Linked DNA regions of Homo sapiens: region 2 is linked to region 1. Evidence: read pairs that join two places in POLR2A ChIA-PET (ENCODE). Cell type or tissue: PC-9. All regions are shown on one strand. Links, peaks and the distances in the headings refer to the core of each region. The heading gives the core; the rest is flanking DNA.

Region 1 (5,310 bases), core at 1-5,000:
CTAAATTTCTCTACTCTGTTAAATACAACAGAATGCTATTTCCATATGCTTCTAAATCTCGGTAAAATGCCAATAAAAAATACAAAAGGTTCAAATACAGGAAGTAAAAGACAAAGGAACAAAATATAGATTAGTAAAGTCCAACAACTGAGTGATGCAGAAAGAGAACAGAAAAATAAATGGTATAGAATTTCTTTTATTTATTTTTTTTTAAGACTGAGACTCACTCTGTCACCCAGGCAGGGCACAGTGGCGTGATGACAGCTCACAGCGACCATATCCACCTGGGCCCAAGGAATACTTCTATCTCAGCCTCCCAAGTAGCTGGGACTACAGGCACACGCCACCATACCTGGCTAATATTTTTATTTTTTGTAGAGACAGGGACTCACTATGTTGCCTAGGCTGGTCTCAGACTCCAAGATTCTCAAGCGATCTCAGGACTCACTCAAGCAATCCTCCCACCTCGGCCTCCCCAGGGGCTGGGATAACAGGCATGAGCCACTATGCCCAGCTAGTTTTCTAAAGAACATTTTCTTTTTACTGAAGAACGTTTTCTTTTTACTGAAGCTTTCAAGCTGAAAGGGCCAAAAAAAGTCCATGCAAAATACACGGAAAAAATACCCAGACTGTAACATATCATAGTGAAATCTCAAAGCCTGAAAATAAAAAAAAAAGGTCCTTAAAAACTTCCAGAGAGGGGAAAAAAACAAGTCACATAAAAAAGATCTATAATCAGAATAGCAATGCACTCTTATTTGAAAGTAAAAATGAAATACTGTTGAAATCTAGAAGACAAATATACGGCCTTCAAAAGTCAGAGTGAAAATTAAGTTTCAACTTATAATTCTGTACCAGCTGAGTCATCAATCAAGTACAGTCAGGCCCCATATCCATGGGTTCTACATGCGTAGATTCTGCTAACTACAGATAGAAAGTATTAGGAAAAAAAAAAACTGCATCTATACAAACTTACACTTTTCTCTTGTAATTAATGTCTAAGCAATACAGTATAACAACTATTTACACAGTATTTACATTGTATTAGGTATTATAAATAACCTAGAGATAATTTACAGTATACAAGAGGATGTGCATAGGTTATATGCAAATACTATGCCATTGTATATCAAGGACTTGAGCATCCCTGGATTTTGGTACCCAAGGGAGATCCTGGAACCAATCTCGCAAAATGTCATTTTGCTCCCATACATTAAGACTATATAAGAGGCCAGGCACGGTGGCTCATGCTTGTAATCCCAGCACTTTGGTAGGCCAAGGTGGGTGGATCATCTGAGGTCAGCAGTTCGAGACCAGCCTGGCCAACATGGTGAAACCCTGTCTCCACTAAAAATACAAAAATTAGCCAGGCCTGCTGGCGCCACCTGTAATCCCAGCTACTCAGGAGACTGAGGCAGGAGAATCATTTGAACCCAGCAGGCAGAGGTTGCAGTGAGCAGAGATCGCACCACCACACTCCAGCCTGGGCAACAGAGTGAGACTCCGTCTCAAAAAAAAAAAAAAAAAAAAAAAAAAAACATACAAACCAAAATACCAAGACTGTATAAGAGCAAAAAGACATTTTAAAGCTTTGCAAAAAGCTAAACTTTTGTGTCCATGTATTCTTCCTTAGGAAGCCATTAAAAGAAATTAGGATAAATTTTTTAAAAGGCACTATCGAGGGCCAGGCGTGGTGGCTCACATCTGTAATCCCAGCACTTTTGGAGGCCGAGGCGGGCAGATCACGAGGTCAGAAGTTCGAGACCAGCCAGGCCAACATGGTGAAACCCCGTTTCTACTAAAAATACAAAAATTAGCTGGGCATGGTGGCGGGCGCCTGTAATCCTAGCTGCTTGGGAAGCTGAGGCAGGAGAATCGTTTGAACCCGAGAGGCAGAGGTTGTAGTGAGCCGAGATTGCGCTACTGCACTCCAGCCTGGATGACAGTGTGAGACTGTATCTCAAAAACAAAAGCACTATAGGACTTAGTAAATAAGGAATATAATACAGAAAAAAGAACTAGAGAACAGCCACTCCAGAGTGGAGCAGAGTCAAAAGCTACTATGGAATAGGTTTCCAGCAAGAGCAAAAATCGAACTAGTGTGCTTGCTAACATGGAAAATGTTAATCATAAGCTCATGACAGAAATACAGGCACATTTGCAGGAAACGAGCAATAGGTCTACAGAAAACCAGTCAACTGCCTAAATAATAGGTATTAACTCCAGAAAAAACAAAAGCTTGTATAAGACTTGGATTTAGTACAAATTTGGCTCAATACTGAACAATATATGCATAGTTATAAAAATGTAAACATTCTGTACTAGTTTATAAAAAACCTGTGATATGGCCGGGCATGATAGCTCATGCTTGTAATCCCAGCACTTTGGGAGGCTGAGGTGAGCGGATCACTTAAGGTCAAGAGTTCGAGACCAGCCTGACCAACGTGGTGAAACTCTTTCTCTACTAAAAATACAAAAAAAAAAAAAAAAAAATTAGCCGGGCATGATGGCATGCAGGCGCCTGTAATCCCAGCTACTTGGGAGGCTGAGGCAGGAGAATCACTGGAAGCTGGGAGGCGGAGGCTGCAGTGAGCCAAGATGATGCCACTGCACTACAGCCTGGGCAACAGGGCCAGACTCTGTCTCAAAAAAAAAAAAGAAAGAAAGAAGAAAAAAAAACTTGTGATATAATTATGTTGAGGAATGAGGAAGATGAAAGTGGGCAAATGTGTGAATGAGTAAGTTCTGAGTCCTCATTTTCACAAACCAGAGGTCAACAAATATTTAAAAGCTATGTATCAAGAAGAAATAGTGATGTATTACTAAGCAACAAGAAGGCAAATACCAGACAAAATAAAGGGCTGAAGTTGCTTGATTCTGGAGGGGGAAAGCAAGGGGATGGGAGAAAATAGGGAACATTATTTCTTTCATCATAAATCTTTTAGTGCTAGCTGACTTTTAGACATCAACATATGCTTTCACATGAAAATTTATTTTTAAAGCATTGTATTTGTTACAGAAAAAAAAAGTGCTCTAAAAGATACAATTCGTGCCAGAATACATTGATATAAATTTTAAACAATTTTGCTCATAATTTTTGAGGCAATATATTTAAAATCTGGGAAAGAAGTTAATGCAAGTGATGACAAAAATCATGGTAGAAAATGTGTAGAAACAGAAAAATAAAAATGTAAAATTTCACATTTTAGCATGAAGAAATCAATTAAGTTCACACTACAGCAAACTAGAGTTGCTTTACAACCAACTATATACCCATCATCTCCACTTTGTTGTTGCTTTGAGACAGGATCTCACTCTGTGGCCCAGACTGGAGTACAGTGTCTCAATCACAGGCTCCAGCAATCCTCCTGCCTCAGCCTTCCAATGCTGTTGTTTTGCATCTGAAACCTAATATATCCAAATACAACTGATTTTTCTCGCCCAAAATGTATTCTGCACCAAGTCTTCACCATCCTGAAGATAGAGTTGATTCCCCCTCTTCAACTCAACCAGACGATTATGCAAAAAAAACCAATCATCTTTGGTGCTTCTCCTTCCCTTATACTTCTGTCCTCTGGTAGGTCCTATCAGACCCGGTTTCTTGGCAATAGCTTCCTAACTGGTTGAATATTTTCTTTGTCTCCCACAATCAACTATGCATTCAGCAGGCACAGTGATTTCAGGGATAAGAGGAGGAGAAAGCAGAAGCAGTTACTTGAGAGCTATCATTCATCATATGTAGCCAAAGAAACATAGTAAGACTAAGTAACTAAATTTAGTGTTCCCATTTACTTAGCAGAAAGCCTAAAAGTAGCTTGTTTTTCTTATAATAAGAAAGCACTAAAGGAAGCTATGATGTAAAGACTAACATAATTAAAAGGAATATTCTTGATTTCTTGCTGTTTATGAAAATTCATACCTATAAGGAAGAGGGTTAAGTGTCACTGTTCATAAAACCTTCAGCTTTCTGAAATTTTACATGTATAAAAATGTAGTTAGGTGACTTTCACTTTTGGCATGATGGAGTAGGTGAAGCTGAACTTTTTCTTTCATCATAAAGAAAACTGGACAAAATATATGAAATAACAGGTTCAACAGGTGGTGCTAACAGGTGGCGCAAGACTGTGAACCATGAGAACGGGAAACAAACATGATGAGCTCTAGTAATGCCACCACTTTACTCCTGGAGGCACTTCCTAGCTCACAGCACAGGAAGAAGGATCCCAAGCAAACTACAGGAGTCCACAGAGTTAACAAAGACTGATGTTCAACGAGGCTGAGGCACTCTGCAAGAGATGAAACCACCCTGAGAAAGAGATCCAAAAATCCACAGAAGATCCCCATGTGTCTGTTGTTGAAAACTGTTGAGTACTAAGTTTTGCATATGTAGGGTGAAACATAACAAGGCCAGACAAAGAATGATGAGGACGCATTAAGTTTAACAATTCTCACAGCCCACATGGTAGTAAGAGTTCCAACTTGCCAGAATGGAGTGTCAACGAACAGCTGTAGAATTCAGTAAATACTGCAAAAAGGTCATTCCTTAAGAGTAGACATACACTAGCCCTAGAGTATTACTTTAGACCCACCCTAACAAACCCTCAAAAAAAATCAGGTTGACAGACAAGCATCTTCACTGTGCACCACAACAAAGTCCAACACCACTCTTTAAAGACAGTTAAATTTAGTAAAATAATATAAAACCTATAATGTATAACATCCAATAGAAAATATCTAGACACCTAAGAGCAGGAAAACATGATCCATAACCAGGAGAAATTAAAAACGTGATGGAATTACGATAAAGAAGTTAAAACAACTATTATAAATGTGCTCAAAATTTAAGCAATGGATAAACAAATGAAGAGGAAAATGAAATATATTCGAAAAAAACAAATAGAATTTGTAAAGATGAAAATACAGTATTAAGGCTGGGCACAGTGGCTCATGCCTGTAATCTCAGCACTTTGGAAAGCCAAGATGGGCAGATCACTTGAGACCAGGAGTTTGAGACCAGCCTAGCCAACATGGCAAAACCTTGTCTCTACTAAAAATACAAAAAAAAAAAAAAAAATTAGCCAGGCATGGTGGCGCACACCTATAATCCCAGCTACTTGGGAGGCTGAGGCAGGATAATTGCTTGAACCTGGGAGGTGGAGGTTTCAGTGAGTTGAGTCAAGATCATACCACTGCACTCCAGCCTGGACAACAGAGCAAGACTCTGTCTGAGGAAAAAAAAAAAGAAGGCCGGGCACAGTGGCTCACGCCTGCAATCCCAACACGCTGGGAGGCAGAGGCAAGCGGATCACG
Region 2 (5,380 bases), core at 140-5,139, 290 kb after region 1:
CCCGGGAGGCGGAGCTTGCAGTGAGCCGAGATCGCGCCACTGCACTCCAGCCTGGGCGACAGACCGAGACTCCGTCTCAAAAAAAAAAAAAAAAGAAAATGATACAAGAGGCCGGACGCGGTGGCTCATGCCTGTAATCCCAGCACTTTGGGAGGCTGAGGCGGGCGGATCACCTGAGGTCAGGAGTTCAACATCAGCCTGGCCTACGTAGCAAAGCCCCGTCTCTACTAAAAAGGCAAAAATTAGCCAGGCATGGTGTTGGGCGCCTGTAATCCCAGCTACTCGCGAGGGTGAGGCAGGAGAATCGCTTGAACTCGGGAGGAGGAGGTTGCAGGAAGCCGAGATGGCGCCATTCCACTCCAGCCTGGCAATAGAGCGATACTCCATCTCAAAACAAAACAAAACAAAAAGATACAAGACATGAAAGAATAACCTAAATCAGAATTAGAAAATTCAGAAATTAGACACCAAAAAGAATTAGCAATAAAAATTAAAAAGAAATGAGAAAAAGATCAGAGTCAAACCTAAGGATTGCTTTTTTTAAAAAAAAATAAAAGGGAGAAAGTGACAAATACTAAAAATGAGCAAAGACCCAAAATATGAGTAATAGCAGTTCTTATAGATGAAGACCAACGAAAGGGAACAAAAGAAATCAAGAAAACTTAAAAAAAAATACTTAAAAAGTAGATATTGAAAAAAAGACATTGCAAACTTGAGAGTATCAACCCAGAATGACCAACACCAAGTGGTCTAGTAAAAAAAAAAATCAGATTGTCATCAGACTTCAACTGCAATGTTTTATGTGAGAAGAAAATGAAGTAACATATTTAAAATACATAAAGTGTAAGCCAAGGATTTTATATCCAGCAAAACTGGAATATTGTCTCCATGAGCCCCTTATGAGGAATCTACTAAAGCAAGGATTGGCAGTCCTCAAGCTAAGAATGGCTTTTTTTTTTTTTTTTTGAAATGGAGTCTTCACTGTGTTGCCCAGGCTGGTCTCAAACTCCTGAGCTCAAGCAATCCTCCCATCTCAGCCATCTCAGTGCTGGGATTACAGGCATGAGCCACCACACCCAACAAGCTAAGAATGGCTTTTACATTTAAAAAATGTGTTGTTAAGTACACACACACTCACGAATACATTAACAGGACCATTTTTGGCCCACAGAGCCTAAATATTTAATATGTAGCCTTCTTCAAAAAAAAATTTGCCATATCTAGAACTAGAGAACAAGCTTCAGACCAAAACAACCAGAAACACTGGTGTAAGAACTGGAGCAAAGCACTAAACACAGAGCTACTTAGCAAATCAATTCTAAAGAAGACTTTCAGGGAGAATTCAATATGTAATGGCTATATGGCCCAACAGTGAACATGAAGATGTAGTACACCAAAAAAGGAGGGGGCAGGATGAGAAAAGCATCTTCAATTTAAAAATTTTAAACTTTTTTCATAAGTTTCATAGTAGCAATCATAATTAGTAATTATGTCTAAGTGATCATAATTAGTAGTGGTGGTACTGGCACTGCAACTCTGAGACTGCTGTGTATATATGAGATGAATCAAATGGGATAGTCTATCATTCCCTGTTGTCTTTTAGGGGGATCTAGTTTTTGCGATGCATTTAATAGGCTATTCATTCACTACAATTCTCAAGGAAAACATTCTTGTTAAAGCCAGTTCATTTTGGACTAATAGCAGATTATCAAATCTGGTCATCTACCTTATTTGGCCTGAGATCCTCTTGGTGGTTTTCAACAAATTCACCCTCAGAAGACAAAGCTTTTGAGATGCAGGATATACTGCAGCGTGACCAAATTCTAAGGCCTCAAAAGAGAATTCTAGTCCCAGTTCTATGACTATTTAGCTGTGCCACAACTCTCTAGACCTGCTTACCTAACTTTTTAAAATTTATTTATTTATTTATTTATTTATTTGAGACAGTCTCACTCTGTCACCAGGCTGGAATGCAGTGGCGTGATCTCGGCTCACTGCAACCTCCACCTCCCAGGCTCAAGCGACTCTCCTTCCTCAGCCTCCCGAGGAGTTGGGACTACAGGTTTGTTCTACCACGCCTGGCTAATTTTTGTATTTTTAGTACAGACAGTTTCACCATGTTGGCCAGGCTGGTCACAAACACCTGACCTCAAGTGATCCACCCACCTTGGCCTCCCAAAGTGCTGGGAATTATAGGCGTGAGCCACCACATCCAGCCTTTTTTTTTTTTTTCCCCAAAGGGCCTGTTTTTTGTAAGGGCCTCACTCTGTTACCAGGCTGGAGTGCAGTGGTATGATCATAACCCACTGTAGCCTCAAACTCCTGGGATCAAGCCATCCTCCCACCTCAGCCTCCTGAGTAGCTGAGACTACCGGTGCACACCACCGTACCAGCCAAGATCTGCTTACTTCTCTTTAAAATGAGGGCTTACGTGGTCTTAATTTCTCCAAGATCAGGTGGAAAAGGCATCTGGGTTAGAACGGGGGAAACTTTTCAAATCTATGTTCCTCATATAACAGCTCTACTGTTTGCAGTAGAGACACATATCTTCCTATTAATAAAACTTGGGCCAGGCGTGGTGGCTCACACCTGTAATCCTAGCATTTTCGGAGGCTGAGGCAGGAGGTTCCCTGGAGTCCAGGAGTTCGAGACCAGCCTGGGCAACATAGTGAGACCCTGTCTCTACAAAAATAAAAAAATAGTAATTATTAAAAAAGGATGTTTCATTCAGAATTTCTATACTCATATTTGAAAAACAATGAATAATTCTTGTCAGGTGTGATAACACTACTCATGTATGGAATAATACACTGCAATTTGCCTTTCAAGTTTTATTGGCATAGCCCTTTTGTACTTGTTTCACTGTAGATGAGCACGTCTGAGAAAGATATCATTGGGCTACATTTTGAATAAGAGACTAGGTAGAGGGGAATCATTAGGAAGTGTTTACTATAGTCTTGTCTCTGTCCCCTTAGACCTTACAGGAAACCCAAAGATATTCCCCAAGGTGGACTGGTGCAACACTGACTGCCAGAGTATTTAACCACAACATGACATAGGACAAGCCCTCTAATACTAAAGTACCTGGGAAACATTAGTCTGTTGCATAATGAGCATGAAGTTAGGACAGAGATACAGATGGTCCTGAAAGGCATTTCCACTTATCCACCCTCGTTCTAGACAGCTTACTGATGGACTCCCCTGTGCCAGGCTGTTCTGTGCTCCCTGCAATTTTACTCACCTTCTTTGCACTTTACTCTCTTAAACAGTGGGACCATCACTGGCAACACTCTAATCTTCTTAATTTAATCCAATCCCATAGTCCTTGGGATAATCTCTCTGCTGTATGTTAATTTTACATTTATTTCTCTATTCTCTGAGTTTTGTTAAGTCACTGAGTTATGCCAATGTAGTTTTATTGAGTTATGCCAATAAAATATGTGCTGATATTTCCCCTAAAAAAATTGGCAAGTATTTGGGGAAAGATTAATACTCATGAATTCATGAGAGAAAAACTGGGTGCTAACTATGCAGAATCACTAGGGTATAATAAGGGTTAAAACAATCAGGATGGATAAGAGTAACCAGAAAAGGACTTCGAAAAAATAGGATTTAGATATGAAGCTCTAATTTGTGACTATACCACTTGGTCCATCATGGGTAGCCACTCTCATCTTCTGCCCCATTCAAACCACAGACACATACGACTGTTCATTCATTTTTTGTCAAATCTTTGAGTTGGAGCCAGGCACAGTGGCTCACACTTATAATTCCAGCTACTCAGGAGGCTGAGGCAGGAGGCTCAATTGAGGCCAGGAGTTTGAGGCCAGCCTGGGCAAAATAGCAAGACTCTGTCTCTCTAGAGAAAAAAATTAAATATCTCTCTAGGAAAAAAAAGGTTTTAGTGCCTACCGTGTACCAGACACTACCCTGGAGATACATCACTGAGCAAAACAGATGAGTATCTGCCCTCATGGAGCTTCTGTTCTTTCTAGTGGGGAGAGACAAACAAGACCCTATATACAAACATATATATGTGTGTGTGTAGTCTGTCATATATGGAAAAGTGCTTTGGAGAAAAATAAACGGAAAAGGTAGAATAGGGAATGCTTGTGGGCAGGGAGCTATTATTGGATATGCGATGCTTAAGGAGGCCTCGCCAAAAGATGGAATTTGAGCAGAGACCGGGAGGTGGTAAGGAAATAGCCTCACTGGAGACTGATAAAACATTCCAAGCAGAGGGAACAGCAAGTGCAAAATCCCTGAGGAACATGCGTGGCAAGCTTGATAAACAGAGGGGATTATGGTGGTGTGAACAGTCTGAATAAAAGGAGATGAGGTCAGAGAAAAAGCAGTGAGAGGGAGCAGATCGGGTAGGGCCTTGCTGGTCTATCTAGACTTTGGCCTTTATCAGAGATGGGAAGCAGCTGGAGAATTCTACTCAAGAGGAGAATCTGATTGACATTTTGAAAATATCACTGGCTGATATATTTAAACTACACTATACTACAGGGACATAAGGGCAGACAGGAGGAAACTCATTTGAGGAAATGTACAATAATCTAGGCAAGAGACAGCAGGGGTGAACTGGGGGGCAGCAGTGAAAGTGGTTGGATTCTCAATCAATCTAAAGTTGGATCCAACAAGTTTTGATAACTTGGATGTGATTTGTGACAAACAGCAGTCAAAAAGGAGCCTTGAGGCTGGGTGTGGTGGCTCATGCCTGTAATCAAAACACTTTGGGAGGCCAAGGCAGGAGGATCGCTTAGGGTCAGGAGTTTGAGACCAGCCTGGGCAACACTGGGAGCCCCTATCTCTACAACAAAACAAAACAGAACAAAAACAAATTAACCAGGTGTAGTGGTGTGCACTGGTAGTCCCAGCTATTCGGGAGGCTGAACTGGGTTGCCTGAGCCCAGGAGATTGAGGCTGCAGTGAGCTGTGATCATGCCACTGCACTCCAGCCTGGGTGACAGCAAGACCCTATCTATCTCTTTAAAAAAAAAATGTCCACAGTTTCCAGCTGAGCGACCAGAAGGATGGAGGTGCCAACTACAGTGGTTAGGAAGACTTGACAGGGTTTACAGAAAATAGGAGTTCAACAATTAGATGACTGACATTCAGAAGAGAGTTACAAACTGGAAACAAACATTGGGAGATGTTAATGCACAGAAAAGACTGAATTGAGTTAGAGAGAAAGGAGATCAAAAGATTGAGATCTGGGAAATCTGCAAAAACAACATGAAATGACATGGCCAGAGAAGTAGGAGAACATGAGCCGGGCACAGTGGCTCACGCCTGTAATCCCAGCACTCTGGGAGGCTGAGGTGGGCAGATCACTTGAGCCAAGGAGTTTGAGATCAGCCTAAGCAACATGATG

The links. Peaks named below come from ENCODE experiments on the same cell type or tissue, not always from the same donor. Only the 100,000 strongest peaks of a DNase experiment are listed, where the experiment ranks them.
Region 2: POLR2A ChIA-PET joins it to region 1 with 8 read pairs; 3 of 35 experiments call an interaction of 5 or more read pairs at or near these places.

The regions. Positions count from the first base shown.
Region 1 is chr4:139,328,801-139,334,110 of GRCh38, reverse strand. The region is part of intron 1 of NAA15 (N-alpha-acetyltransferase 15, NatA auxiliary subunit); the gene reads right to left. Among named protein-coding and RNA genes, the nearest start is that of NDUFC1, 29 kb to the right of the region's middle. In PC-9, for the core only: no CTCF peak of the experiment used is centred there; DNase peaks (open chromatin) are centred at 2,760 and 4,080; H3K27ac peaks cover 1,741 bases.
Region 2 is chr4:139,034,757-139,040,136 of GRCh38, reverse strand. The region is part of intron 1 of NOCT (nocturnin); the gene reads right to left. Among named protein-coding and RNA genes, the nearest start is that of NOCT, 22 kb to the right of the region's middle. In PC-9, for the core only: no CTCF peak of the experiment used is centred there; no DNase peak of the experiment used is centred there.